2 separate regions of the Mus musculus genome follow, and region 2 is linked to region 1. A link is a loop called in an ENCODE intact Hi-C map of the cell type or tissue named here. Cell type or tissue: gastrocnemius. All regions are shown on one strand. Each heading gives the region's core, and the rest is flanking DNA. Links, peaks and the distances in the headings are about the cores only. Region 1 overlaps Slc25a12 (solute carrier family 25 (mitochondrial carrier, Aralar), member 12). Region 2 has its middle 8.7 kb from the start of Slc25a12.

The links. Hi-C counts contacts between places; a loop is a spot of excess contacts. Peaks named below come from ENCODE experiments on the same cell type or tissue, not always from the same donor. Only the 100,000 strongest peaks of a DNase experiment are listed, where the experiment ranks them.
Region 2: it touches region 1 in a loop (2.5-fold over the local background); 1 of 42 quality-filtered maps calls a loop at or near these places.

The regions. Positions count from the first base shown.
Region 1 is chr2:71,272,702-71,288,590 of GRCm38, forward strand. It overlaps Slc25a12 (solute carrier family 25 (mitochondrial carrier, Aralar), member 12), which reads right to left. Exons shown (of 18, transcript NM_172436.4): 14 at 9,769-9,909; 15 at 6,815-6,953; 16 at 3,940-4,098; 17 at 3,731-3,821; 18 at 1,569-2,652. The coding sequence ends at 2,454. Among named protein-coding and RNA genes, the nearest start is that of Dync1i2, 69 kb to the left of the region's middle. In gastrocnemius, for the core only: no CTCF peak of the experiment used is centred there; a DNase peak (open chromatin) is centred at 6,854.
Region 2 is chr2:71,368,468-71,384,356 of GRCm38, forward strand. No RefSeq gene overlaps it. Among named protein-coding and RNA genes, the nearest start is that of Slc25a12, 8.7 kb to the left of the region's middle. In gastrocnemius, for the core only: no CTCF peak of the experiment used is centred there; no DNase peak of the experiment used is centred there; H3K27ac peaks cover 1,176 bases.

The sequences.
Region 1 (15,889 bases), core at 4,824-8,823:
TGGTTGAGAATGTTGTATTTCTTGACCTGGTCATCGCATGAGTACTATTTTAACCTGTATGCACTTTTCTGTGTCTATGCCTTAGATACTTCATATGCCTTCTGTATATTTTACAAAAAGAAAATGTACAGATGACCAGTAAAAATGAAAAGACAGCGAATGTTCTGCCCACACCTACAATTCCAGCACCTTATTGGGGAGACCAAAGGTTACCACAGGTTCAAGGCTAGCCTGATCCACATAGGGAGTTCCCAGACTCTGAGGTTGCAAGAGTGAGACCCTGTCTCAAAAAACAAACAAACAATAAAAAGACATTCATTCAAGCCCATTAGCAATTAGAAAAATAAAAACTGCAACAGTGACCTCTGTTTATGATCTGCCTGTGAACCGGGCAATCTTAACTTGCCCATGGGGCAGGAGATTGAGACCTCTGTGAACAGCAATGTGGCGAGATGTATACAAAATAAAAAACCCGTCTATTTTATGAATTAGTCCCTAACAAATACTAATATACAATAACATATCATGACACACACACAGAGATATTCTCCTCTAACTACAGTGTTGTTAATAATAATGAAATGACTATTTTAAAAAGGCTTCATAATCCATACAGTGAAATAATACACAGCTACTAGAAACAGGATACACTTTCTATAAACTGATGTGGAAAGAGCTCAGGGACATACTAAGAAAACCAAGTCACGGAATCACACATACATTGCATAGCCCTGGTTCTAAATATATAAATATGTACATATGGAGATGTATGGAAAACAGATCACAAATTTATGCTCTAACCTCTCAGCAAAGGATGACAGGAATGCTGGTTGAAGAGGAGGTAGCGAGGGCACTTTGTCATCGTCTTACACACACACACACACACACACACACAGACACACACACACAGACACACATGTAATTTCATGTCCTTGAACTACTTGTATAATTTTAACAAGCATAGCAAGAACAATTAATTATGCTGTGTGTTCAGTTCTAATGGGACTAATCCAACACATTTAGAAATAGCCAGCTTTCAAATATCTTTTGTTCTTAGGGTTTCAAGAAAGCTCAGAGTTGCAGATACAGGGTTGTCAGCCACCAACTGGTGAGCACTGTGAGGGGCACTTGGTGACTTGGGCCATCTCCAGGTTCACCTCTAATGATATCTGCATATATCCTCACAGCCATGGCCACAGCCGTGCTTTCCCAGAGCTATTCGCTAAAGTTAGTAAGTCCTGATGTTGCCAGCTATCAAGTAACAGCCACAGTAAATGTGGCTGTAGGTCAGAAGCAATTGTTAAAGAGTAAATATGGGCATGTGTGTGTGTGTGCACACACACACGAGAGAGAGAGAGAGAGAGAGAGAGACCTTCTGAGGAAGTCATCTCCATCTGAACTCCTAGCAAGGACCCAGGCTCACAAAATCACCATGTAGGAACCTCCCCGCTTCCCTCCCTCACTCCACCCGAGTTCCTTCTGTAACAAAATATGCATCCCCTAGGAGCAGGCGAGTGCAGACAAAAAAGCCCCGAGAGGAGACCTAGGAAGGAAACCAACTCCATGCAGACATTTTGGTGTGCTTTTATTTTTGATTCGTATCATACTTTACGAAGGGAAACTTCCAAACTTTACTCTTGCAACATCCTGACCTTGACCTTGCTGCATAGGAGAAAAGCAGAACTAAGCGAGCCTTGCTGGAGCCCATCCCGTTCGTGTGTGTGTGTGTGTGTGTGTGTGTGTGTGTGTGTGTGTGTGTGTGTGTGCGCGCGCGCATGAGGAGCTGCTTCCAGCTGACAGGAGGATTACACTCAGCTACAAACGACTGGAAACACAGCAGCCCGTGAGTCACCGGCTCATCCTCTGGCATCCACGGGCAAGCACCCTTCCCACGCGTTTCTTATTTAATGTGGTGAGCATTAAGTTTCGCTCTGCCTTGTATCAGCAAATACCTTCCTAGTCGCGAATGGAAAACAAACTGAAACTGGATACATTCAAACATGGCTGCTTGATTTCCATAAGTCATCAGGAGGAGAATGAATTTAACTTTAGTACATTTATTCTTACATGATTCATAATAAAACACTTTCAAAACCTTCTGTACAGTTCAAGCCACTCAGAACAGCGTTTCATGTTTATAAACGTGATTTGTTGGGATGAGGTGCCGAGGTGTCTCTGTACAAAGATGTACAATATGTACAGTCACTGTAGGTACAAGCTGTGCGAAGCAGAGTCTAGAACACGTAATTCATGCCAAGGCTCAGAAAACATTTCAACACGTAAAGACTAAAGCTTGAAACTGCACTGCGGCTCTCCCTGGGCGTATGATCACTTTATAAACAATACATGTATAGGTCGTATAGAAAGTGGTTGACCCCAGCGCTGACAGTACCATGCAGCTGACTGGACACGGTACCGCCCGTTCTCCTGGGCCTCGGTCTGTACTTGCTATGTCATTGGGCTGCTGCTGCCGCCTTGGGCTGAGCCACAGCTACGCTAGGAGACTTAAACTTGGGGAGGTAAAGGCCAAACTTGTTTTCAATGCCAGCGAAAGTGGCCGTGGCAAGTCTGTAGCCACCGATGTGATCGGGGTTGGCAGGAGGGAGGTCTGCGATGCGGGACTTTGGCGTTGGTTCTGAGCCAGAAGGTTTGCTGTGAACAGGAAAAAGCAGACCGTTAGGGATCTCAGGGCTTACACTTTGAGCGGGGTCTGTGACAGCCACACCCCATGGAGAAGGCTCTCTCAGCTCTCTCCATGTCTCCTGCATCAATCATGATATCCAGCGTCACCACAGCATTGCTTTCACATACGTCATAGAGAAGACAAACGGCCCCACCCCCACTGCTTATGAGCAGACTTGAGGGCAGAAAAATAAACGGAAGAGAAAATGCACTCCATTAGTAATAGTCTTTGGGAAGCTGGCTATTTGTAGATTTTTCTATTTTCTATTACTATGCAGGAAGCATACATGAAATGTAAAGGTATATGTATTGATTTAATTTTAAAGCTTCTTGAATAATGGGCTCATAATGCTTATCACCAAAAGAGAAACAAATTTAGTTCTTGCTTCTACAATCTCTCAAGACACAGTATTTGTACGCTGGGATGAGAAAATTGCTGTCCTTGCATCTTTTCCGTATGCTGGTCGCTCCACTACTTGGATCAGCAGCTATTCCCCTACTGAGGCTTTCAGCAGGATCACAGGGTTATGACATAAAGACACGCAGTGCCCAGGCTTCTGCCCAACAGTTAATAATTGCTCGCTTGCTTTGGGTACAACTTCCCTGCAGACTCAGCAAGCAACTGCTTGTCTCCCCAGGGGAAGCTTTGTGTGCTGCATTTGGAGCAGCTCAGTTTGGGGCCTGCACTCTACAATGGTTGACTCGTTGGGTAACCTCTCTTGGAAACCGGTGTGTGAACTAGCTGTGTGAACATCTAGGTACTAAGTGATGGGAAGCAATGAGATCTCCTAAATGTAAAAACGATGAGGAGCAATCACAGGAGTGTGACTAGTACACACTTAGGTTGTTTCTGGTCATATTAAATAATCCAACTAACAGTGATTTGCCTCTCTTAATGTGGAAGGCTTTACAGCCCATTGCTTTCCATGCATTGGTCTTAAAGAACCCCACTGTGTCCCGTTTCTCAGCATTCCCAAAGTGGCTCTATAAACAGAACAAACACGTATGTGGATTTGGTGACTTTGTGAAGAGAAGTAGCTGTACTTACAGGCCTCCAAAATCTATGTAAAACCACCGCTGCAGAAGCTCGTAGGTAACCAGAGTGACACCAAACTGAGGTGAGGATCGAAACACCCGAGCTGGAAAAGACAGACAGGGTAGGGTACACTTAACACCTGGATGCTGTTACGAGGTGACCTGAGAGTGTCAGGGCAGGACAGCCAGACAGCCAGGCTGGAGGACCACCCCAGCATCTACCTGCAGTCCCTTTCCAAAATGCCGAGGGCCCTTCTTCCCGGAGAATCTTTCGGAAACAGTCGACGACCCCGCTGTATGTTGTCTGGCCGGCCCTGGCGGCCACTTGCAGTCTTGTCTTGATGACATCAGCAGGGGTCACCAGAGAAGCAGCAGGTACGCCTTTGAGGAGAAAGCCACATTTAATCCTCCTAAGGACTTCATACATCCAATAAGAAAGTCCACAACTGTAACCCAAGGGGTACTCAGAGCTCCTTACACAGATACGGAGGCGCATGTGGAAAGAAGTGTCAGCAAGCCTGCCGGTTGGCTGCTGGTTTCAGTAGAATTGGGGTGGAAAGGTTTTGTTTTTCTTTCTGAATTAAGGAAATGTCTCTAATGTCCCATCCCAGAGAACAATGAGAGAGAGAAGCACTGCTAGAGGTAGGTAGGAATCGCCACGTTCCCTTCCCGGCCTTAACAACCTTTAGGCTTTTCATCTTTAAATAGGATGCAAGTATTTTCTCCTGTGACATCTGTTTAATGCACCACAGATTGCATGTGGCATCAAAGCATCGTGCGTGGTCTTGGTTGATCCTTGCCAACCACACTGTGGGGTGAGTGAGGGTCAAAAGCATCAAGCACTTGCCAGTCTGAGGTGCTAAGGGAGAGGCTGCAAGCCTCCTTTCAGACCTGCTCATGTGACAGTCAGTGTGGCAGTCATTACAACCTCAGTGAGAGCCGGCCAGGCATCCAGTTAAAGAGCAGCAGAGGAACCGATCATTCAGAGGCCACCCTTCCCCAACACACACATGCCACAGCTCCCTGGGGTCACCTGAGATGCTGCAGCAGCAGCAGGACACGGAAGATGGATTTCTCAAGCATAGGTTTTGTTCATAAAACAAAACAGACCTTGAGAGAGCAGCATGACCTTCCCCAGGGGGAAGGAATTCAATTTGGCCCAAATCTCACTGTCTCACCATCGCTAGGCAGATGGAGCTTGTGGCTCTGAGGGGCTCTGAGGGGCTCCATGAGAGAATGATGCCAGTATGTCCCTTGGATCAGCCCAGCACCCTGCTCAGAGGGAAGCAGGTGAGCTGCATGCCTCCTGGGACAGGTCTTCAAATGCTCTCAGTACCTGCTAGCGAAGCATGCCTGGTAATAATTAGAAAAACTCGCCTCTTTCTGAAAATAGGTCCAATGTCTATAAGCTGGTGTGACTTGGTAACTGTTTATGTGGTTCTGTTTGTTGCCCACTGGAAGCCTGGCCGTTATCCCCTTCCTAACAGTCTAATGAGGACAAGAAAGGAGCTGGGGAGGGTGGCGAGGCGGGGGGGGGGGGGGGGACTTGGTGCCAGGTTAAACCGGCATCACTGGCTGTTTTCATTCAACCAAGCTCACAAATGACGGAGGCCAAGGCATTTGCAGGACCCCAGACAAGGGCTCAAAGCCCTGTTTTCTTGTTTTTCTTTGTTGGTTTGTTTGCTTGTTTGTTTTTAAGTTGTCCTCTGTTGTCATAAACAAGAACAGTGTATTCATCTCAACACTGCCAGGACCCAGGGCTCCTAACACACCATACTTAGGACAAGTAGTAGAAGATAACTCAGTAATTAAGAGCCAAGCAGTGGGGTTGGAGAGATGCCTCAGTGGTTAAGAGCACTGGCTGCTCTTTCAGAGGACCCAAGTTTGATTCCTAGAATCCTCATGGCTTGCAACCATCTATAACTCCAGCCCCAGGGTATCTGATACCCAATTTTGGCCTCATTCAGCAACGGGTATGCACATGGTGTACATACATACATACATGCAGGCAAACATGAACATAAAAGTAAATAAATCTTTTGGTTTTTTGTGTTGTGAGACAAGGTAGCCCTGGCTGTCCTGGAACTAATCACTATATAGACCCGGCTGACCTCAAACTCACAGAGTTCTGCCTGTCTCTGCCTCCCACATGTAAATAAATCTAAAATAAACCCCAAGCAGGGACCAGAGTCTAGTCCTAGTCCTGAGTCTGTGAGTTTTGTGTGGGTTCGTTACTAGCTGTGAGGAAGCCTAATGAACCGTTTCCTTCTGCTGTCACTCCTCTGTGCTGCTGAATGTAAGGATGCCTGGTTGCTCCCTGTTGTTCCAAGTCAGTTCCCTGGTAACTCAGGAGTAAGGAAGGACAGGGACACACACGCATTCAACCCCTTTCACCCCAGCTACTGCTGAGTCAGTTCTTCCTGCCAGGCTGCTCCCCCTGGTAGACTCTCCTGGGCCTAATCTGGTGTCTTTTGCCTGAGCCTCTACTCCTATGTTGGCCGCACAGGGAAGGCAGGAAGGACGTAATGCAAGCCCCACCCTCCAGAAGCACTGAGCCTATCGCAGAGGGGGTAAGCAACTTAAGCATCCATTAACCAAACTGAACGCTGAGAAAGGAGTTGAGGGCTTCAGGGTGCTGCTTTGGTCTAACCTGTGGTGGCAAGAAGCGAGAGTTTCGTGAAGCTCAGCTTCTGAGCCAGAGTGGGAACGCACTACCCTACAGGACAATCCTAAGGGCAGGCAGAGACTGCTTATCAGCACTGGCCCAACAGAGCAGATCTAGCAAAGGACTTCTCCACCTTAGTTGGCTGTACCCAAGGTTTTAGGAGCCCAGGAGGCTAAGACACATGCTAATGATGGAAGCCCAATTTAGATGGGCAGATCTAATTTGGCTCCAAGTTGCTAAGCTGCATTAAGTTGTTTATCCACATTATGCAAATGTAATTAACGCTCATCAGAATCAGATCCCCACAAAGGAGAAAAGGCGGTTATATCCAGCTAAGTCGGATCCCAACAATAACTTCCAGAAATAAAGCTCCAAGTCAGAGGTTTGGTGCGTCTTGGCAGAATTCTTTTGGTTAAGAAGATCTGTGGTTACCTGCCAAGGCTCCCGCTGTCAGGAGATTGATGCCTCCCACGCGTCCGTTCTCATCAGCCAGGAGGAGTTTGCAGTGAGCGTACACGGGAAAATAGATTGCGGAGAAGGGAATGTCTCGGAGGAAACAGGCTTTGGCACCCTGTCACGCGGTGAGGAAACAGTGCAAAACAGAGTGTAAATATGGGAAGCGGGCAGGCATCAGTGACAGGCTCAGATGTCCTTCAAACAGCATTAGAAGTGATGTGAGGGGAATTGGGGTGGGATGGGGTAGGCAGAGCAAACATGTGGGGCAGGAAGCTTTCTAAAGGAAAATGGACATCCATCCAGGCTAACCCCGGGTGGCTGCAGCATTCTAACAACAAAGAACTTTCTAGCATTTCTAGAAATGCTATATTTAGGGTCTTAAAACTTAATGTGGCAGGGCTGGAGAGAGGAGCTGGGTTCAATCCCCAGCACCCACATGGTAGCTCACAACTATTTGTTAACTCCAGTTCCAAGGGGATTTGACACCCTCACACAGGCAGACATGCAGGCAAAACACCAATGCCCATAAAATAATGATAAATGGGATGGCAAGATGGCTCAGCGGTAAGAGCACTGAGGTCCTGAGTTCAAATCCCAGCAACCACATGGTGGCTCACAACCACCGTAATGAGATCTGATGCCCTCTTCTGGTGCATCTAAAGTCAGCTACAGTGTACTTATGTATAATAATAAATAAATCTTTGGGCTGGAGTGAGCAGGGACTGAGTGATCAGAGTTGGCGAGAGTGAGCAGGGTTGACTGGAGCAAGCAAAGGTCCTAAAAATTCAATTCCCAGCAACCACATGAAGGTTCACAACCATCTGTACAGCTACAGTGTGCTCACATACATTAAATAAATAAATAAATAAATAAATAAATAAATAAATAAATTTTTTAAAAAAAGACAAATAATTTAATAATTAACTTGTTTTCTGTTGTAATCACACATGAGATCTATCCTCTTAAGTGTTTTCAAGCAAAATACAACATTAACTCAGGATGCTCTACTGCCGGTCTCTGCAACTTGTCAATATGTAATTGGAACTTTCTGAATGTTAAGCAAGGCAGCATTTAGGATTCATAAGGGCTCTCGGATGTCCCAGGTTTGCATGACCTGCTCAGCTTTGCCGGGCGTGGGGGCAGGGAGCTTGAGTGGGGATCGGAGTGGCAGGGGAAACAGGGGAGGCATTCGATCAGATCCCAGTATAAATGACTTGATTCCCAAACCCCCCAAAACTAACAAATTACCAAGTCAACCTCAATCACGAGTTCCAAGCCTCGAGAGTTCCACGCCAGGCAGAAAGCCAGAGGCAATGGAGAAGGGAAACTGTTCTTGGGAAGGCAGAGAAAAAACCCAACCGTGTTCCCTGCTCATTCCATGCATGTTCCATTCAACACAGCCTGTCCTGGCCCTGGGGAGGGCCAGGAAGACCTTCCATACCATTGCCATCGACCCCTGTCGGCCCAGGTCTGAAGCTTTACCTCATCAGACACATGCTATACCCAAGCACTGGGTTCCTATAGCTCTGTTTTTATTACAACAACAAAAACACCGAAGGACTCTTAACAGGGTAATACAGATAGAACCAATATTTACAAATTCTGCTCTCCAAGGGAATCTCAACGGATGGCAGGGAGGGTGGGCGGGAGGAGCGAGCAGAGGCATTTGGTAAAGACAGACTCGGCTGGCAGCCGGGCTCTGGAGCGCCCTGTGGCTTACAGCTCTAATCTAGACATTCCTAATTTCTAATTTGCAGTTACAGAGGTAAATTTACACATTTCAGTAGTTATGGATCCATAAATAAATTCAATGCTGTGGAAACACAGTCCCCTATAGAGGTGAAATTTCTGTATTTTCCCTTCTACCAGGGAAAGGAACGGAAAGAAATACTCTCCTAGTTAAAGAAAAATACTGGCTTCTGCTCCATTACATCTGATCTGTAATGACGGTGGTAAGTATATCGGCAGGGGAGAAATCTGTTGACTGGCGTTTTGTGAAAGTACAGTAACTGTTGTTGTTTTTTAATGGAATTCATTATTGACAAACCCTCCCACTTAACTTCTTAAAGACTTGAATTCTGCCAAATTCTACTATCTTCTTTTTTTTCCCCACTATGGTCATGATGACTAAGACAAGAGAAGCCCCTCCTGGGACAATGACATATTCAGACTCTATGTGAGCATAGGATCATTCTGGTGTCCTAAAACCATCCAACGAGTATCCAAAGGTATTTCTCAAAGACCCCATAGAGTGGAAGCCAGAAGCATGAAGCCAGAGATGCTATGGAACGGATATCCTGCCAGCAGCTCCATAAAAGCTAAAAATGACACCAGGAACATGTTCATCCCACCACCTTTACCCAGGAGCAGTGTGTACATCCCGCTGCCTTTACCTGGGGGACCCGATTTCATTTGGGTTTCCTGATAGGTCTCACAGGTCTCAGCTTGGGGGTGAGGGTGGGGTCATCTAGCTTCTTCATTCTTTCATGTGTGTACTGTGTGTATACATGTGTGTACTGTGTGTACAGTGTGTATACATGTGTGTACTGTATTTATACATGTGTGCTGTGTGTACAGTGTGTACACATGTGTGTACTGTGTATACAGTGTGTATACATATGTGTACTGTGTGCATACATATGTGTACTATGTGTGTCTACATGTGTGTACTGTGTGTCTGCATGTGTGTACAGTACACACAGTATGTAAACACATGTATGCACAGTGTGTATACATGGGTATACTGTATGCACAGTGTGTATACGTGTGTGTACTGTATGTATAGTGTATATACATGTGTATACATGTGTGTACAGTGTGTATACATGTGTGTAGTGTGTGTATATAGGTGTATACCGTGTGTATAGTGTGTATACATGTGTGTGCTGTGTGTCACATCTCCATTCAGTTAGCCAGAGGAACTGACCCACCTTGTACAGCCCGAAAAGTCCCAGGTCCTGAAGCACATTCAGAGCACTGACTCTCGGTCCTGTGGTGATCTCTCCGGCTACCTGCAGGCGGATCTTCACTATCTCCAGAGGGTTGGTAAAGATGACCTGCGAGCCTCCAGCCTGCACGCAAGGGAGACAGACAAGTTCTTTCCACATCAGAGCTGGCCTAGGGGTGTCAGTGAAGGGAAAGGCATGGAAGACTTCTCTTTCACTCGGGCAGGAGAGGCACACATTTCGCTCGGTGTAAGACAGGCTCATGGAGACGTTCCAAAGATGCTTCACGCTAATCTCGGTTTGGGTTCATGTCTATTTGAAACAAAGACTCAATCTCCAGCCCAAACTCACCTAGAACACTCTATATTCACCAGGCTAAGCTAGACTTCACAGCAGTTCTCCTGCCTCAGCCTGCAGAATGCTGAGGTTGCAGATGAGAGAGGGCTACCATGCCCAGACTTGGCTTTATTTCTATTAGAAATGTCGAGGCCGATTCTCAGAACTGACCTTCAAGGATAACCTCAAACACATTCAAAATAACAGAATCAATAAACACAATTTGGCAAACACAAGCAAATGAAGACGTGCAGGGTGGGCTCTGGGTGAGAGGGGAATCAGCAGAGCATTGATTCAGCCCAGCAACTTGCAGAAAAGTGAGCACAGCCTTAGGCTCACAGAAGGACCTTTACCAGAGATGGATCTCCTCCGGTTCTTACACTGTACCTGAGCCTGCACAGAGCTCTGAGCCTGGACCAGGACACCCACACAAAAGGAAGGAATTTGGGGAGAGAAACTTCAGTGTCATCTCAAGACAGAACGAGGGGAAAAGAATCGTTAGGCAGAACTAGGAACCAGAAACACCCTCAGATCGTGGCACATGCCACATTCGGTGGTGAGTGAGTATCAGGTTTGATTTTAAATAATCAGAGTGTATTTACATCTGAAACCTGACAACTAGTGGGGGTGGGGGGATGCTTAAAATAACTGCTACAGCTCCTCTTTCGGTTTGTGTAATATAAAGATGCGCATGTGTGCGTGATCACGGAGATATAAAAATAAATAAAATACATATTATCTCTACAAGGCGAAACAACTCTCATTTGTGCATTTTTGTCTTAAACTGCAGCTGTTTACATTATATAATCAAAACTATATTCGTATAATATTCATAATTGTAATGGTCTCCATATAATCATGATCATAGTCATAACAGCCATGGCGCATGTTCCGGTAAAATAAGAAGCGTGAGCCCTGAGGGGCAGAGCAGTTCCACAGGTGTCCAAACAGCAATGAGGTCCTCCATCTGTCCTCTTCCACATCTGCCTACACCCATGACCCTCCCAGACCCCCTTCCAAAGGGCAGCTAGTCGGCTCCTAAACACTCTGGGGCCATAGCAGTCTTCAACACCTTTGGCTCAAATCCTGACCCTTCCGCACTCATGACTTTGAAAGCTACATTGGCCCTAGATCCCTTTCCTTCTCTGGACTTGAATCCTCCAGGGAACTAATCCCCTTTTGTCTTGACACAGCACAGACCACCAGCCAGCACATAGGTCCCCCAACAAGGATATTCTGACCCAATTTTACATGTTGATTTGCCCGTGTTTCTTTCTTTTATAATCTGCTGCTCTGCGGGCAGACAGGTGCAGTTCAATGTTTCAATCTAAGCAAACAATACTTTCAAAAGGATTGCTGGGTGAAAAATTATGTTAAAATGATAATCCAAGTAATTACTCCTGTAGCTGGAGTTAAAGACCAAACCAATTGAAAAGTTTACTATTTCCCTGAAATCGCTTTTTTTGAACAATGGTTACAAAGACTGTCTTTGGGAAAACATGCTTTATATTCTAAACTAAAGCAGATTAAAATAAAAAAGATAAGAACTGTACAGTTTCATTATAATCCCTCAGATTTACCACCACCAGCGTGTCAGCCTTTAGGTGGTAAGTGTTAAAAATGGACATTATGTTGAAATAAACACAAAGTCCTTTCCTGGTTTTTGTTTGTTTGTTTGGTTAGTTGGTTGTTCGGTTGGTTAGGGTTTCTCTGTATAGTCCTGGCTATACTAGTTAGTATTCAGGCTGGCCTCAAACTCACTGAGATCTGCCTGGCTGGGATCAAAGGCATGTGCGTCCACCACTGGGTTGCCCTTTCATACTTTATACACTGGTGAGTTCTCACATCTGGTCTGCCTGCCCTCAGCTCCCTTCCCTTGACTTGCTTTTCTCTCATCGGATCTTCTTGGAAAGGACTGCCAGCTGCCTAAGCTTTGCCCTCCTCCAATCGTTTCCCAGATTCTTCAGTGTACAAGATGCAAGCTTCCTTCTAAAGCACCATGAAAACAGTACAACCAAGAAAAGGAGGCAACGACACACAGTACACATATTAACTGTTATGCGCACCGAAAGTGAGCATCCCAGCACCCAGAGGACGCCCTGGAACACAGAAGCAAGCTGTCAACATGGCTCTCCCAGCAAGGGAGCAAGGCAACCATTTACAGTGATACTGTAGTCGGGCACACATCTATTGGGTTATCCCTATGTGGTCTCTGGATTTTAAGGAGTAAAATTTCTATCAGTTCAATAATGTTTGCTCATGTTTTTAAAACTATTTTACATTTGAAAACTTTATAATAGGACTAGAACTATGTAGGCAAATTAAATCTAGAAGCACTGTAACATTTAGAAATGATAAGATCACTTTTTAATTTGTCTAGAGCTTTAGATGGAGCTGGAGAGGCTCAGTGGGTGAGAAATCTTGGTCTGCAAGCATAAAGGCGTGGGTTCACGTGCCCAGAACCCATGTAAAAACCAGGCTTTGCTAGGTATAGCTGAACCTCCAGGCTGTGGCAGACAGAGACAGGAGGCTCACTGGGGCTTGGTCACCAGCCTAGCTCAAGGTTCAGTGAGAGATCCTGTACACACACACACACACACAAACACACACACACACACACACACACACACACTGACATGCATATATACTACAATGCACACAAACATATATGTACACACACACACACACGCACAAATTTATAACACAGGCTGGATATAGTGGCTTGAACTTTTAACCTCAGCACTTAGGAGGCAGAAGCAGGAGGATCTCTGTGAGTTCAAGGCCAGTCTGGTCTACAGAGTGAATTCTAGGACAACCAAGGTGACAGAATGAGACACTGTCTCAAAAGTAAATATATATATAAAACAAAACTTTGGATATTTATAGCACTTAAAAAGACACATACACTGGGAACATGCACTGTCGTTTTCTAAGGGTGTGGCAGACAGGAATGTGTGGAATGAGGACTGTGCCACCAGCACAGCCTTTAACTCACTCCCAATGGGAAACCGCTCTAGTTACATCAAATATAATCATTTAATACATACATTTCCACAGTAAAGAAGATGCCCCTGTGTTTGTGCCAACGTATCATTTGTAGCCTCTCAGAGCACTGAAATTGCCCAAAGAAAATAATCAAATGCCCAATAAGAAAATAGTGAAGAAAAAAAATTATATCACAAAGCACTATGATTTGGCTTTAAAAATGCCAAATCACTTATGAACCTAAAATATTTGCTATATATTTCATTATGATTATGTCCAAATTTACTTAAGATTATCAAAATTGAATGGGCTTACGATGAAGACGTGATTAGCTGCATCCTGTGAAGGGAAAGTGAGCGGCTGGAGAGGAGGTCACCACTCACCCGCCCTACTCAGTTCTCAGCCCCAAGGATGCATCAGCGGTGCTCCGGATCATAGCAGAGCTGGCATGGCCTCTTTCCAGACCTCCTGTCTAAGTTTGATCATTTTAGCAGTTTTAGTGAATTTTTAAATGAGTTGGTACTAGGAACTATGGATTAAAAGACCTTAAAAAGTTTATATATAAGCTGGGCGCGGTGGCGCACGCCTTTAATCCCAGCACTCGGGAGGCAGAGGCAGGCGGATTTCTGAGTTCGAGGCCAGCCTGGTCTACAAAGTGAGTTCCAGGACAGCCAGGGCTACACAGAGAAACCCTGTCTCGAAAAACCAAAAAAAAAAAAAAAAGTTTATATATTCAAAAAAAACTAAAATAGAGATAGTAATTGGAAGTGATAGATAATAACCAACTAAAACTTAAATTAGATCATCATAACACACAATGATGGGGAGCAGGGCTGGAGAGATGACTTAAGAGTTAAGAGCAGGTTTGATTCCCAACACCCACAGCTCACAACCATTTTTAACTGCAGTTCCAGGGGGTCTTATGCCCTCTCTGTTAGCACCAGGCACTCATGTAGAGTATAAACACATGCAGGTAAAACACCCATTCATTTATATATACATATATGTGTGTGTGTGTGTGTGTAGATATAGATATATCCCTAGATATAAATGGGTATAACCTAATTTGACATACTTCTGGGTCTCATAAGGAAGCGACTTCCGTTCTCTATGCCATATTTTTGGTGAAATTTTTACTCACCAAAAATAACTTCTAACCCCCAATTGCTAAACTCTTCATCAGATTGGCACTTGTTTTTCTCAGACACACTAACAGCAGGACAAGCTTAGAGCTTTGAGTTTTCAGTATCATCTGTCCTTTTGGTTGTTCTAGAACCACACTGAAAACACATAAGAGAATACGTCCTGCTTGCAACGAGAGTTAACTGTACACAACAGAAACATAATATAAAAATCACGCCCCTCCCACTCTCTCCCTGGGAAAGGCTAGAACTCAGCCATTGACCTCCCCTGCACCTGAGGCTAAGGATTAGTCCTGGTCTCCCTTCTGTCCTCACACTCCCACCCCAAGAGCTGGGTCTGCAGAAAGGCTGGGGACTGGCCCTGAGGGTGCCAGGTCTCTTGTTGCTTCTCTCCATTGTTTAGAACCATTTCTCTCCAGCCACAGTGGCCAATCACTGGAAGCCTTACAGTTCCCTCGAAGAGTCTGAGGAAAACCAAAACTTGGATTTCCGTAAGGCCAGATCAGCCACTTGAATAGGTGTGCAAAATGTATGCATTGAAAATAATCAGAAAAAAAAAAACATAATAAAAGTCACAGAATTAGTTGTCTCAAGAACAGACAAAAGACTGGGCCTTATAGACCAACGCCATTTTTCTGCCTCAGTGGTGACAATTTTAAAAGAATAAAGGTCAGTATATGTTTACTGTTGGGTGATATATTATCAAAGTGTTAAGAACACAAACCTTGGTGGCTGAGAGGGGGACAGTGAGTGGAATGTAAAGTGAATAAGTAAAAAAAAATAAAACAAAATAAAAAGAACACAAAACTTAGACTAAATAAGGGGAAGTACTATGGTCTGAGTATATGTGTCTCCCCACCCTGAAAATTCATAGGTTGGAATCTATTACCCAGGAAGGTGGGACCTTGGAAAGCGACCAGGTCCTAAAGGCTGTGCCCCTGTGGGTGGGATTAGTGTGCCGCAGAAGATGAAGACAGCTCTTGTGTCCCCTTCCTCCACACGAGGGTGCAGGAGCGGGGCACCCCTGAGGTCCAGAGAGCAAGGATCAGCACAATGAGTCTGATGGTGCCTTCATCTTGGACAGCCCAGAATTGTGAGCAGTAACTTTCTGTGGTTACCCAGCCTATGGCATTTAGTCTTAGTAGCCAGAATGAGCTAAGATTGGAGGTAAATCATACTTTACGTGTGGCATAAATGTTCAATGATGTCTCTCTCTCTCTCTCTCTCTCTCTCTCTCTCTCTCTCTCTCTCTCTCTCTCTCTCTTTGTGTGTGTGTGTGTGTGTGTGTGTGTGTGTGTGTGTGTGACCATGCAAGTTTGCAGCATGAATTTGGGATCCTACGGATTCCTGGGAACGGAAGAGGGGATCTGTTTCCGCTGCTCTCAAAGACATTCAAGATACACTTGTAGGAGAAGACAGACTTCCTCACCTAGGGAATTGGGTAGCTATAGACCTAGGCCTTCAAAACAAAGCAACAAACCAGGGCATGTTGAGTAGCTGGGAAAGGCACTTGCCACCAAGCCTGATGATGTGAGTTCAGTCTCTAGGACCCACATGGCACATGAAGAGAACTGATTCCTGGAAGTCTTCTAACTTCCAAGCACAAATCAATAGATTTAATGATAAACTTTATTAGAGATAAC
Region 2 (15,889 bases), core at 7,188-11,187, 98 kb after region 1:
GATGCATAAGACGCGTCTTCAAAGAAAAGAAAAACGAAAGGAATAGAGGAGAAGTAAGAAAGGGGAAGGGAGGGAGGCGGGGGGGGGGGGGTGTGTGGAGGGGGAAGAGGGGTGCGGATCCGAGGTGATAGCTCAGTCTGAGGCTCCTCAGAACTCATTAAAGGTAGAAAGATAATCAACACCTATTTTCCACATTTCATCTAAGCACTAAGGTGAATAAAATTAAAAATTGTTAAAAAAAAAAAAAGAAGGGGAGAAAAGATCCTATTAGTTCTCATATTGATATTCACCCAAATATTTACTAAAATCCTCCATGTGCTAGACATGGTCCTATTTGTAAAGTGTGGATATAAATACACATATATGCATATGAAGTATGTGTATAAGTAGTTATTTATTGCAAAGACCTTCTTTGCCACCATTATCATAGACCATTTTAAGTTATAAAACTAAATAGCAATCCTACATATTGTAGATATCATACCCTTGGCTCAATCATACTTAAATGTTGCAATATTTGATTATCCCTGGGTTATTACAAGAAAATTTGTAACAAGCTGATGATGTCTCCTGTAGTAGTATATTGCCTTTATTCCCACCCACCAGTTATAGGCTTCGTGTGCTCACTTTTCAATATCTTTGAGACCAGGCAAGGGGATAAGTCTTTTTAAAAGAAACATGGTTGACTTGTTTAAAACTGATCATTAGTGCACTCGACATGGGTTTTGTGAGAGGGAAGGAAGTGATGAGATTTCTTGTCATTATAGTATTAAAATTAAATCTACTTAATTCATAAAATCATATACATGCCATGAATACTTGTGTCTATCAATAAATATGTGCTATTTGAAAATATCAGAGCCCAGTAAAAGCCAGACATTTAGCGATTGTGTTTACCCAGGACCTCAACCATATTTGGTTTTTTTTTTTTTTTTTTTTTTTTGGTTATTGTTTAGTTGGTTGCCTTTTGTTTATTTGTTTTGAGACAGGGTTTCTCTGTGTAGCCCTGGCTGTCCTGGAACTTGCTCTGTGGGCCAGGGTACCCTCAAACTCACAGAGACCCACCTTGCCTCTCTATCCAGAGTGTTGGGATTAAGGGGAGCATAACTACATCCAACTACTATTTTCTTTCTTTCTTTCTTTTTAAGATTTTATTTATTTATTTTATGTATATGAGTAAAGTAGCTGTCTCCACACATACCAGATAAGGGGATTGGATCCCATTACAGATGGTTGTGAGCCATAATGTTGTTGCTAATTGAACTCAGGACCTCTGGAAGAGCAGTCAGTGCTCTTAGCCACTGAGCCATCTCTCCAGCCCTTATTTTCTTTCTTAAGTGAGACATGCTCCTTTAAATTAAAAAAGGGGGGGGGGGGGCGTAAATAGTGATGGAAAACCAGGTTCCCATATGTGAGTGACTGCTGGGCCTTTATCTTTTGCCATGCACAAAAACTTCCCTCAAAATGTATTTTTAAAGGGGAAACATAAGATCTACAGCCATAAAACTCCCAGAAGGAAACGCATGGAACGGGGAGCTCTCTGACACTGCCTCAGGTAGTAACAATCACACCAAAGCCAAAGCTCGGGTCACAAGTGAGACTGCATCAAACTAAAGTGCTTCTGTGCAGCAAAGTGAAGAACAAAATGAAGAGGGCAGCCTACAGGTTGGGAAAAATATTTTTAAATTATTAACATCCGAGAGTCATATTGAGAAAACTTATACAACACAGTAGTAAATATCCTCTAATCAGTGAATGAAAGATTTGAAGAGACAATTGCTCTAAAAATGATATAAAAAAATGGTCAAGGCGTCGGGTGGTGGTGGCACACGCCTTTAATCCCAGCACTCGGGAGGCAGAGGCAGGCAGATTTCTGAGTTCGAGGCCAGCCTGGTCTACAAAGTGAGTTCCAGGACAGCCAGGGATACACAGAGAAACCCTGTCTCAAAAGAAACAAAACAAAACAAAACAAAAATGGCCAATAGGTATCCAAAAAAGAAGCTCAAGATTGTTTATCACCAGAGAAAGAGCAAATACTGTGACCTGTCACTCCCAACCCCCCCGCCCCAAGACTGTTATCAAGAAAAGAAAAAAAATGCTACCAAGTACCAGCAAGGGTATAGAGGTGAGGACATTCTTATCTAGTAGAATCATTTAGAAACCAGTACAAAGATTCCTAGAGATGTTAAATTTTATATATGCAACTAAAAATGTATATACATAACTAAAAATGTATATGTATAATCTAGATCCCACTTCTGGTCCTATTCCCAAAATATACAAATAATCACATTGTAACTGTACCCACTCTTCTATTTGACAGGTCATAGCAGTTCTGTGGAAGGCATCAACTGTGTCTTATGTCCTGTCTAGTACCCCTCCTAAACTGCATGTAGCAGCCCTGTAGGGAGTGTGTGTGCACCACATCCATCCAGAAACCTATAGAGATCAGAAGAGGGCAAGAGATTCCCTAGAACTGGAGTTACAGGCAGTCGTGAGCAGCAACGTGGTTGTGAGAAACCAACCTGGGTCCTCAGCTAGAGAAACGAATCCTCTTAACTGCAGAGCTATTTCTCCTGTCCCAATTACAGTGACTTACAAGTATTTCTTTTCTTTCTATTTATATTTTATTTTATTTTATTTTATTTTATTTTATTTTGATGTAGCCCTGGCTATCCAGGAACTCCCTCTATAGACTAGCCTGGCTTCAAACTCAGAGATTTGCCTGCTTCTGTCTCTTGAGTGTTAGGATTAAAGGCATGTGCCACTGCCACGCTGCTAGAAGTTTTTCTTTTAAGTCATAAATATTATATAGATTTTAAAATTTTTGTGTGTGTAACACACACACACACGGGGTCTGAGGAGGCCAGAAGTACACATCGAACCTCTGAAATTGGAGTTACAGGGAGCTGTTAAACACCCAACATGTTTGCTGGAACTGAACTCAGGTCCTCTAGAAGAGCAGCAAGTGTTCTTACCTACTGAGCCATCCCTCCAGTCACAATGAAGTTTAAAGAGCTGGTGAGATGACCCAGGAGCTCGTCTTTGCTGCACTTGCAGAACCCTGGTCTTCTGTTATCAGAACCCACAGCCTATGCTCATAATTGCCTGTAACTCTTAACGCCAAGGGGCCTGATGCACCACTCGGGCATTTAGCGCTCGCTCTCTCTCTCTCTCTCTCTCTCTCTCTCTCTCTCTCACACACACACACACACACACACACTACAATTTAAAACTGAAGTTTTTTTTTTTAAAACCTTTCATCAGGTGTCAAATGGGAAAGCAGCTTAAGGTAATAATGGGGTAGGGCTAGGATGTTGCTGTGACAGAGTGCTGGGTTAGCAGGTGCTAGGGTCTGGATTAGGGATGAAAGCAGTGGGGTAAATGTTCTCAGTGTAAGGAAAGAAACTGCCTAGCTGATAGAACAAACATCCTGCCAAATCCTTCTGCCGCCTGCCCCTCCTACTCCTCCGAATTTACTCCGATGCTGTTTTTACTCTCTTCTTCCAAGAGACCAATGTAGAAGATGGTTTGGAACTGATCCAAACTAAAGAGAAAGTCTCATTTTAAAAATTGTGTGTGGGCCAGAGAGATGACTCAGTGATTAGGAGCACCCGCTGCTCTTGCACAGAGCCTGCATTGGATTTCCAGCACGCATGGAGTAGTGCATAGCCACCTGTAACTTCCATTCTAGAGGATCCAACACCCTTTTCTGGACCCCCTACATACCAGTCATGTACATGGCACACAGACATATATATAGGCAAAAAAACCCAAAAAAACCCACAAAAAGAAATAATAAAATCTTAAAAGCACACCTTCAATCCCAGCACTTGGGAGGCAGAGGCAGGAGGATCTTGGTGAGTTTGAGGTTAGTGTGGTATATAGAGTGAATTCTAGGACAGCCAAAGCTACACAGAGAAAACCTGTCTTGAAAAACCAAAAACTCGGGGCTGGAGAGATGACTCAGTGGTTAAGAGCTCCGACTGCTCTTCCAAAGGTCTCGAGTTCAAATTCTAGCAACCACATGGTGGCTCACAACCATCCGTAATGAGACCTGACTCCCTCATCTGGTATGTCTGAAGACAGCTACAGTGTACTTACATATAATAATAAATAAATAAGTCTTTAAAAAATGATTTAAAAAAAAAACAAAAACAAAATCACAAAACACAACTAAACATGCACCTAGCCTATGATTTGCTAATTTTATCTCTCTCTATTTAATCAATAAAAATAAAAATATATGTCCTGTGCCTGCCAGGGATGGTGGTTCATGCATGACTAATCCCAGCACTTTGAAGTCTGGACCAGGAAGACTATAATTTTAAGGCCATTGTGGGCTGTATAATAAATCCAAAGACAGCATGAGCTGTGAAATGAGATCCTATCTCAAAAATTAATTAATTAATTAATTAATTAATTAAAACCCTGAACAAAAGGGCTGGAGAGATGGCTCAGTGGTTAAGAGCACTGACTGTTCTTCCAGAGATCCTGAGTTCGATTCCCAGCAACCACATGGTGACTCACAACTATCTGTAATGGGTTCTGATGCCCTCTTCTGGTGTGTCTTAAGAGAGCAACTCATTTATGTACTCAACATACATAAAATAAATACATCTTTAAAAAAATTAAAAATAAAAACAGCTGTACAAGAATGTTCATAATTGGGCTGGAGAGATGGCTCAGCGGTTAAGAGCACTGACTGCTCTTCCAGAGGTCCTGAGTTCAATTTCCAGCAACCACATGGTGGCTCACAACCATCTGTAATAGGGATCTGATGCCCTCTTCTGGTATGTCTGAAGACAGCTACAGTGTATCTACATCCAATAAATAAATAAATAAATAAATAAATAAGAATGTTCATAATCACTCACAACTGGAATAGCCCAAATGTCCAAGTATGGTACATTTGCAGAATGGAAGATTATTCTAAAAATTGTAAAGGGAAGCAGGTTTTTGATACACATGACAACATGTATGAGGATAAACCATTGTGTCAGGTGGTGGTAAATGCTTTACATGGAATCACAGCGAACATAAGAGCTAACACCAGATAATGTCATTTATTTAAGGCGCTAAGACAATCAGAACTAAAGTATGGAGGGAAAGTGATTCAGAACTGTGATTTCCAGCAAAGAAGGCTTGACAGGTAAAAGGCATAAAGGATGTATCTGAAATGATGACAGCAGTCTACTATTTATGCTAGGGTTTAGGTACATTTGTCAAAGCTCATAGAATATGTACTTAAGCCTTATACACATCGTTACAATGTGCATAAAGTTTTCAAGAGAAAAGAGTTGAACAAATATTAAATTATAACATAGCAATGCTATGAAGTGTTGTGTCTTACATTTATTTATTGAGATAGGGTCTCATTATATTGCCTTGGCTGACGTGGAACACACTATGTAGACCAGGCTGGCCCCAAACTCACAGCAACCCATCTGCTTCTACCTCCCAAGTGATGGGATTGAAGGCATACACCACTCCATCTGGCTTAAATTTATTTTGAAATGTATCAAAGACACGAGGAATATTTATGAATGAGGAGAAAGGGAGAAAGAGAGAGAGAAAGGGAAAATAGAAGTTTACTGAAATACTTGTTCCACTTTTCCAACTTTCTGAAAAATTCCATAATAGCATCAGGAAATTGTATCAAGTCTGTATATGACCAGCCATAACATACTCCTGCTACTCAGCTGGAAATGCTAATGAGACCTATTTCTTTATTTTTACATATTTATTCCTTATTACTTAATTATGTATATATGTGTGGGGGTATGTACATGTGTGCATACAGCTGTCCTCTGAGTCCAGAAGAGGTCCCTGAGGTCCCTAGAGCTGGAATTAGAAGTTGTGAACTGCTTAATGTGGGTGCTAGGAAGCGAACTCAGGTCCTCTGCAAGAGTAGTGTGTGCTCTTAACCACAGACTATAGTCTTCAGCTCCCAGATCTATTTCTTAACCACTGACAGATCTCTTGCTCTGCTGGAGGGGAGGGAAATAAAACTGTTAACTACCTGGCAAGCCACACAGCCCCTTGTGGGCAGGGGAAATCTGTGAAGATTATATTGCATAGGGGAGGTGTTTTCCTTCCCACAGATTCAGACAATAATTGCTGCTGGGCATCGGGAATGTTTGGGTAGCTGTATGTGTTTAGTCTAATCATGACCCACAGGAAAACTGAAACGAGCTTGTAGAATCTTACTTGCATAACCTCGGGAGGAACCAGGCGTGTTGTCTGAAGCCTAAATTGGAGCTCTCCTGTTGGATTGTACCCAGGGTGTAATTCTAGAAAAAGAAACTCAGGCAAGATTCTGCAAAGGGGCATGGTGACCTTGGATTGCTCAGCCAGGAGAAAGACGATAAGATGAAACCAACTCCTTTGAGTAAGAAGTTTCCTAAAGGGGAGGCAGGCTTGTACTGAGAAACCCCAAAGTTTACCAGAAAGAGAGGTGGTGTTTAAGTTTGCTTCTCTGTTGAGAGATAAGTGCAATGACACAGAAAACACAGAGAACTCCTGCTTACTGGCTCGCATTCATACTCCCGGTCAGCTATCTTTCTCATACAATCCAGAAACACTTGCCTAGGTGGCACCACCCACAGTGGGCAGGGCCTTCCTCTATCAATTAACAATGAAGAAAATGCCTAAGACATGCCAATCTAATGGAAACAAATCCTTAATTGAGGGGCCATCTTCCCAGGTATCTTTAATTTGTGTCAAATTGATAAAAAGACCAACCTGTGTACGTGTACACACACACACATTCCACACATGGGCAGTGGGGCAAACTTTGAGAAAAGGAAGTAGGAATAAATATGTCACAAAGAATTCTTTCTTAAAAAATTACTTGTGTGTGTGAGTGTGTGTGTGTGTAAGTTTATGTAGAAGTTAGAGGACACCCCGCAGGAGTTGTCTGCTTCCACCACATGAATCCTAGGGATCCAACTCAGGTTGTTGAGTTTGGCCACAAGCCCCTTTATCTGCTGAGACATCTCACAGGACCAGAAACTCTTTCTTAAGTATGACACTGGAAAAGTGAATGAGTCCAGTGTTGTGGTGTATGCCTGTAATCCCAGTAGTTGGGAGGTAGGAACAGGAGGGTCAGGAGTTCAAGGTTGGCCTGGGAACCCTGAGATCCTGTCTAAGCAAACAAACAAACAAACAAACAAAATGTTGGAACAATAATATAATCCCTATTAAGCAGGGTGCACAGCATGTGCCTGTAATCTTACCTTTTTGGACATCGAACCAAAAAGATTATGAGTTTAAGGCCAAGGCCAGAGTCTGGGGCAGTGGGACTTCAAAACACACACACAGAGGGAGAGGGAAGGGGAAGGAGGGGGAGGGGGGGGAGGAGGAGGAGGAGAAGGAGGAGAAGAAGAAAAAAGAAGAGGAAGAAGAGGAAGAGAACAAATTGTACTGATCAGAATCATAGCAAGAGCATTGACATTAGAATGCTCTGGAGAAGCAGTGTGAAGCAGGTGAAGAGCAGTAGTTGCACCTGCAGGTTAAGGGAAAGAAGTGGATAGGTCTGTGGAGTGGTTAATGTTCTTTTAATCAGAAAGAAGGCAAGCTGAGAACAAAGGACAAACTTAACTGGAATTTAAGGTCTCAGTCAAAGCTGCTCTCTCCATATTTTGTTTCTAGTTGTCCTGACAATATGATTCCATCTTAGGGCAATGGCACCGTATAAGAAATGTACATGAAAATGATCTAAGGGTGGGGACAAACCCTCCACCAAATGTCCCATGGCATGCCTGTGATCTGGCGATACATCTCAACTCATACAATTATGCTCAAACCAGTTATTGCCTGCATTTTGAGACCGCGTCTAATACTACCTGCTTCTCTTTCAAGCAGGCTCAAACTGTGGTACATCCTGAAGTCACAGAGTTCTGAGTTTTATTCCTCACTCTAGATGCTTGAAAAAGATGCTCCAGAGAACCGGCTCTAGTCGCTTGCTCTGTCCTGCTCTGTTGTCACTGCAAGTGAAAGTAAGGCAGGAAGTCAGAAGTCTGAGCACATGGTGCAGACTGTGACTTATTACCCACGTGGAAGTCCTCGTCCTAACCTTTCAGCGCAGCGTTATCTGAGTCTTAGATTAGCGAGGGGGGGGGGGTTGTTGTAAAGAGACACCATAACCAAGGCAAGTTGTATAAGGAACATTTAAGTGGGGCTGCCTCACAGGTTCGGAGGTTCTGTCCATTGTCATGAAGCATGGCAACATCTAAGCAGACTCGGTGCTGGAGAAACTGAGAGTTCCGAAGTCAGCTGGGAGAAAGCTGACTCTTCTATAGTGGGCGGAGCTTGAGCACTGGGAGCCTTCAAAGCCCGCCTACACAATGAAGCACTTCCTCCAACAAGGCCACGCCTCCTAACAGCACTTCCCATGTGCCAAGCACATTCAAACCACCACAATCTGTGAACAAGTTTAGTCTTCCTTCTTTGTTTTTTTAGGTTTCTATTAAGCTGGGCATGGTGATGTACAGCTTTAATCCCAGCACTTGAGAGACAGAGGATGGTGTATCTCTGAGTTCTAGACTAATCAAAGCAGCATAGTGAGAGCCTGTGTCGAATATGGTTTTTAATTTTTTAAAAAGATATGTGCATGTGTGTCTGTGCGTTTGTGCATGCATAGGGTCCTTGGAAGCCCGATGACAATCCTGGAGTTAGAGTTACAGGTGATTATGAGCCGCTAGATGTGGGTGCTAGGAGGTGAGCGTGGGTTTTCTGCAAGAACATCAGTCTTTTAACTGATGAGCCATCTCCCTAGACTTCCCAAGTAGAGTTTGTTTTGTTTTGCTTTTGAGACAAGCAGGCCTAGAACTTACTGTGTAAACCAGGCTCATAGATATCTGCCTGCCTCTGCCTCTCAAGTGCTGGAATTAAAATTAAACCAATACACCTGGCCCTTTTACGTTTTTTTTAAGGCTATGTTTGTTTATGCATATGAATGCTTTGTCTGAGGGTGTGCCTGCACATGAGAACAGAGCATCCTAACCCTATAGAGATGGTTGTGAGTTCCGAAGTCAGCTGGGAGAAAGCTGACTCTTCTATAGTGAGCGGAGCTTGAGCACTGGGAGCCTTCAAAGCCCGCCTACACACTGAAGCACTTCCTCCAACAAGGCCACGCCTCCTAACAGCACTTCCCATGTGCCAAGCACATTCAAACCACCACAATCTGTGAACAAGTTTAGTTCCTTCTTTCTTTTTTTAGGTTTCTATAAAGCTGGGCATGGTGGTGTACAGCTTTAATCCCAGCACTTGAGAGACGGAGGATGGTGTATCTCTGAGTTCTGTGGTTGCTGGGAATTGAACTCAAGAGCTCTAGAAGAACAGAATAGCTGAGAGGTAGGAAAAAAATCAATACACAGAAAGGAGAAATGCAGCCTTCCTCAGCAAAGTGATAATTCTTTGAGAGCCCTGTGACTGTACAGCAGTGTGGATTTATGAGATCTGTCAAAGGATGTCACTAATTGTGTGTGACACAGCATAGCAGAGTGGGAGAGGGGATTGTGGTTTAAAGAAACACCTGGACAGATCTTCAAAGCCCTTTTTCATTTGTTTGCGTTTTGTTTGTTGGTTGGTTGGTTTACCAGCAAAGCCAAGGAGAATGCACTAGAAAGCAACTGTTTTTGTTTGTTTCGTTTGAGACAAAGTTTCACTTTCTTAGAATTTCTATTGCTGTGATGAAACACCATGACCAAAGCAACCAGGGAAGGAAAAGGTTTATTTTTGATGACTTCATCATCAAAGGAAGTCAGGACAGGAACTCAGCAGGGCCGGAACCTGGAAACAAGAGCTGATGCAGAGGCTATAGAGGGTTGCTGCTTACTGGCTTGCTCTCCATGGCTTGCTCAGCCTGATTTCTTTCTTTCTTTCTTTCTTTCTTTCTTTCTTTTTTTTTTTTTTTTTTTTTTTTTGGTTTTTCGAGACAGGGTTCCTCTGTATAGCCCTGGCTGTCCTGGACCTCACTTTGTAGACCAGGCTGGCCTCGAACTCAGAAATCCACCTGCCTCTGCCTCCCGAGTGCTGGGATTAAAGTCGTGTGCCACCACGCCCGGCACTCAGCCTGATTTCTTATAAAACCCAGGACCGTCAGTCCAGGGATGGCAGCATCCACAATAGGCTAGGCCCTCCTCCATTGATCACTGATTAAGAAAACATGTTATAGGCCTGCCTACAACTAGATCTTATGACGTTTTCCTAATTGAGATTCCCTTGTCCCAGATGACTCTAGTTTGTGTCAAGTTGACATATAAAACTATCCAGCACGCTCTGTAGCTCTGGCTGTCCTGGTATTCACTGCGTAGACAAGGCTGGCCTTGACTTCACAGAGATCTGCCTCTGCTTCCTGGGTGTGTGGGGTTAGAAAGCAATTGTTAACAGCTGGCTTGCACTCAGAAACTCCTTGCTTCTGTTGTAGGAACAGTGCAAGCACAGGGATGGGTCTGCAGCCTCTGTCACCAGAACTGTGGTCTTGATCCAGCATCTCCATGCCTCCCTCCTGCTCAACAAGCTTGCTCTTTCTTTGTTTTTTTTTTTTTTTGTTTTGTTTTGTTTTTTGTTTTTTATGTATATGAGTGCTTTGCCTGCCTGTGGAGACCAGAAGTGGGCATGGGATCTCCTGGGAATAGATACTGATGATTGTGTGGGTGCTGGGAATTGAACCAGGTTCCTCTTCAAGAGCAGCCAATGCTCTTAACAATGGGAGATGTTTCAAAACAACCAAGTTTTAAATTAGTCTTGGCTAGAGTTTAAATAACTTTAAAAACTGGAAAACTGTGAAGTCTACAGGGTGTGTTTCTGGAAGGAGTCCAGGTATAAAGTTCAGGGCTGAAGCAGCATCTCCAGGAGAAAAAGAAAAAAATTTCTGAGTTCTACCTCTATCCAGATTCAGCTTCGAGTTCTACCTCGATCCAGCTTCAGCTTCGAGTTCTACCTCGATCCAGCTTCAGCTTATTTCTTAATAACCTGGCCACAGAGAAGCAAAAGCTACACCTAGTTTATTATATGATAACGGATCAGAAATTTGAAATCACATATTCATGGCAAGTATAAGTGTACACACTAATATGAATCTTTTAGACAAAGCAGAGTCCAGATAATTGAGTTATCTCTGAATCATAGTTTCATGTGAGGTCAGCACTAATCAGACAGCTAAACAAACCCTCTATTTTACTCCTTCCTGCTATTTACTTATTTAACGTTTAAGTAAGTTGAGTTGATGACTGCTCTTTGTAAACCTATATTGGATGAGGGCTCCTTGCCTACCCTCTGTGAACATATAAATTGTGGGCATTTGGGGTTTTGTTGTTATTGCTCACTGTTTTTCAAAAATTAACACTCTAGTATTTCAACGAGGCAGACTAGTGTTCCCTCAGTTCCTCCCCTTTCCATCAGAAATTGAATATTATCTTTAGCTTTTCCCATCGTTAGCAATCATTGCAGTTTGCAGGGCGTCCATACATATAATTGTTGATATTACAGGTATTTGATAGAACAGGTCTTCGAGCAATCCAGTAAAGCTTCTCCCAGCCCACCTGATGTGATATCATCTACCCTAACCTATTCTATTTGCAACTTCAATGTGTGTGTGTGTGTGTGTGCTATACATGTGGGTGCATATGTGTGCTGGACATGTATGTTGTATGTTTGTGCTGTATACGTCTGTGTGGGTGTGCCTGTGTGTGGATGTATGGGTTGTATATGTGTGGGCACATGTTTATGTGTGTGTGTTGTGTACCTGTGGGTGTTGGGGGCAGGGGAGTTGGAATGTGTGTGCCTGCAGGAACCAGAGGAGGGTATTAAGTGTTCTCTCTCTCTCTCTCTCTTTCTCTCTCTCCCTTATTCACTTGAGACAGGATCTCTCACTAAACCTGAAATTTTGGCTAGGCTGGCTAGCCAGTGAGTTCCAGCTATCTGCCCATCACTGCCCTCCAATAATGAGGTTATATCAATGCATGGCTATTTTTTTTTTTTAACATGAACTCTAGGGATCAGTGAGGTTGTCATGCTCAAGCAACAAGCATTTGGAGGAGTCTCCCCAGCCCTTCCAATTCCAATGTTTTATGGTATCTTTTGTAACATTTGAATGAGAACTCTCCTTTGTAAAATGTTCTATCCAGAGTGTTTAGCACAGCTGGACAAGTTAAAAATTCCCCAAAGGTTCTTTATCTTTCTGACCTAGACTAAAGGTTAGTAGATCTGCACAGGGTCCCCAATGGAGGAGCCAGAGAAAGGATCCAAGGAGCTGAAGGAGCTTGCAGCCTCATAGGAGGAACAACAATATTAACTAACCAGTACCCCCAGAGCTCCCAGGGACTAAACCATCAACCAAAGAGTACACATGGAGGGACCCATGGTTCCAGCTGCATATGTAGCAGAGGATGGCCTAGTCGGACATCAATAAGAGGACAGGCCCTTGGTCCTGTGAAGGCTCTATGCCCGAGTGTAGGGGAATGCCAGGGCCAGGAAGCGGGAGTGGGTGGGTTGGTAAGCAGGGGAAAGGGGGGCGGGGGAGGGGGCCTTCAGAGGGGAAATCAGGAAAGGGGATAACATTTGAAATGTAAATAGAGAAGATATCTAATAAGAAAAGTAGATCTTTAGAAATTATCCAGTCTTTCAGCACCAGAACGGGACTACTAAGGCCTCCAGCTTCGTGGACATCTGGGTTATCAGCTTCTCTAAAGTACAGAGGGCCATTGTTGGCGTTCCATTCCCTATTGAGTATACCACCCCAGTAAGTTCCTGTCTTAGTTAGGGTTTCTGTTGCTGGAATGAATCACCATTATCAAACAAACTGGGGAGGAAAGGATTTATTTGCCTTATACTTCTGTACTGTAGTCCGTCACTGAAGGAAACCAGTATAGGGACTCAAATAGGGCAGGAACCTGGAGACAGGAGCTGATGCAAGGGCTATGGAGGGGTGCTGCTTACTGGTTTCCCAATGGCTTGCTCAGCCTGCTTTCTTATAAAACCTAGGACCACCTGCCCAGGGATGGCATAGCCCACAATGGGCCAGGCCCTTATACATCAATCACTAATTAAGAAAATACTCTACAGGCTTGCCTATGACTCAGTCTTACAGAGGTATTTTCTTAATTGAGATTTCTCCTCTTAGATGACTTCAGTTTTGTCAAGTTGACATAAAACAGCCCAACACAGTCCCCTCTTATATTCCATTTCTTTCTCTTTTTTTTTAAAGATTTATTTATTATTATATCTAAGTACACTGTAGCTGTTTTCAGATGCACCAGAAGAGGGCGTCAGATCTCATTACGGATGGTTGTGAGCCACTATGTGGTTGCTGGGATTTGAACTCAGGACCTTCAGAAGAGCAGTCTGTGCTCTGTAGACCATGCTGGCCTCGAACTCAGAAATTTACCTGGCTCTGCCTCCCAAGTGCTGGGATTAAAGGTGTGAGCCACCACTGCCCAGCCTGTTCTTAAACACTTTAACCTCCCTTTTAGCCCACCCCACCAGAGGTAGTGGGGAAGAAACGATACATGGGAAGTGGACCTGTTTAGAAGGGTTGTTTGGAGCAACTCTGTGTTGTCTGGAAATCGGAAGTTCAGTTCACAGGCCAGCTCAGTACACTCGCAAACACTTCACAGATACACCAGCAGCCCAGCAGGGATAGCAAACACGAATCTGCAGTGGTGGCACTACCTAACAGTGACAGCCAGGCCTCAGCCTCAGCATGAGTCAGCAGGAGGGACCTAGAGGGAGAAGTTCTTGGCTGTGCCTCTGTCAGAGAAGCAAAGATCATCAAAGACCAGAGACCTACAAGCTTTGCATAGCTAGCTGTACCAGAAAGCAACAATATTAACTAAGTCTTAATTATTATTATTATTATTAATTATTTGCTTTTTGGTTTTTTGAGACAGGGTTTCTCTTTATAGCTCTGGCTGTCTGGAACTCACTTTGTAAACCAGGCTGGCCTCGAACTCAGAAATCTGCCTGCCTCTGCCTCTCAAGTGCTGGGATTAAACACCACGACACCCAGCTAAGTCTTATTTTTAAATTTCAGAAGGAATTCCTATAGTTTCCACTAACTTAAACCAGGCACAGTAGTACATGTTTTTATAATCTCTGCACTTGGGAAATAGAAGCAGAAAGATGAAACATTCAAGATTATCCTTGGCTACATAGTGAATTTTAAGCCAACCTGGGCTACATGAAAACTTGTTTCAAAAAAAAAAAAAAAAGTTAGTTTCTGTTCACTATTTAAGGAACAGATTTGGGAACAGAACACTGAACTAACTGATGCCAGGTGGCTGAATCTTAAGGCAGAGGAACCATAAAAAGGAGGAGGGCAGAGGCTGGCAGAGTTCTGTGAGTTTGAGGCCAGCCCACTCTACATAGTGAGTTTCAGACCCGCTAAGGATACTTAGGAGGCCATGTCCACCTGTGTAGACCATGAGACCAAAAAAGGAAGGACTGGAACATCCACATGTCAGCAGTTTGCAATGCCTTTAAGTTTTTTCTAACACTCATATTCCTTTTCTTCTCCCACAATAGTTTCCAATAGGAGCTAGTCTGTTTTTATTTTCTTTCTTCTCTTGCATTTAGAAGTCATCTGTGTGGAAAGAGATTCCTGAATAATTGTTCCCAAACTGAGACTTGTAACTCCAACCCTCATTAGCACTGCCAACTTAAAGCAAATCTAATTATTATCTCCAAAAATATTAGCTATTGTTAGATCTGAGGGTTTCCTACGCCCACTTTGTGTTTGTGTGTGTGTGTGTGTGTATTATGTATGTCTGAATATGGGTGAATGTGTGGATTAGAGGACAACTTTGGTGTCAGTCCTCACCCTCTACCTTGTATGAGACAGTCTGTTTTTACTCTGCATTACCAGGCTAGCTGACCCTCCAGCATCCCAAATGACCTGTGTATTCTTCCTGTATCATTGTAAGAGTGCTGGGATTACAGATACTCAAGATAGAAGAACAACTTCAACCCAGGCTCTGGAGATTCGAACTCAAGTCCTTATGATTGCATGGCAAACATTATTACCCATTGAGCCATCGCCTCAGTCTATCTTCCTTCTTTTTTGTAGTGTGTGCGTGTCCCCATATGTGGCTATGCATTGAGTGTGAAGGCCAAAATGCTACATCCAGCATGGCTTGGTCCTAGAAACCAGACTAGGGCCATCAAGAGAATGAAGAAAGGACAAACAGAAATACAGAAACGCTGGGGTCAGGTGGGCAGTGTGTACTCTGACAGAGTGGCACCAACTTCTACTGCACACCAGAATCTCAGTGTGTTTATGTATATAGTACAGTCATGACTGGTTAGCTAGTCTTATAGCAGGTATAGAAGGCTTTGCCAATTACTTATGGGTCCAAGGCTCTGGTCCTTGACATGGCCCTGTCTGTTTTGTCCAGCCAGCGGCTCACATGCCTAGGTTCTATGCTGGAAAGGCATCTTGGAAACCTGGAAGAGAAGGGCGGGGCTAGGCGGAGCGAAAGAGAGAGACGGAACCAAGACAACAGTCAGATCAAGGTTCGGATTTTACTATTTCTGACACTGGGTTAGGAAGCAGGGGAAGGGGCCCTTTCCGGCCAAATCATCTTGGAGTAAGGTTGCAGGTGACCACGTGATAGCTCCGGAACAGCTAGGTGGCTGGCAGAGGCAGTGGGAATCGTCAGCAAGCTCCGCCCCGATGCTCTCTAACACTGAAACCTGAGCAAACAGGCTGGTGAGGTTACACCTGTCCATGTCACTACACTACAGGATTTCATTTGTTCTTTACATATTTGCTCCAGACTTCCTTGGCTTTCCATACCAAAAGACAACATTGGGTTTTCTGTCCACCTAGGTTTGGAGATAGGGTCTCTCATTGGCCCAGATAGGCTAGGCTGATTGGCATTGAGTC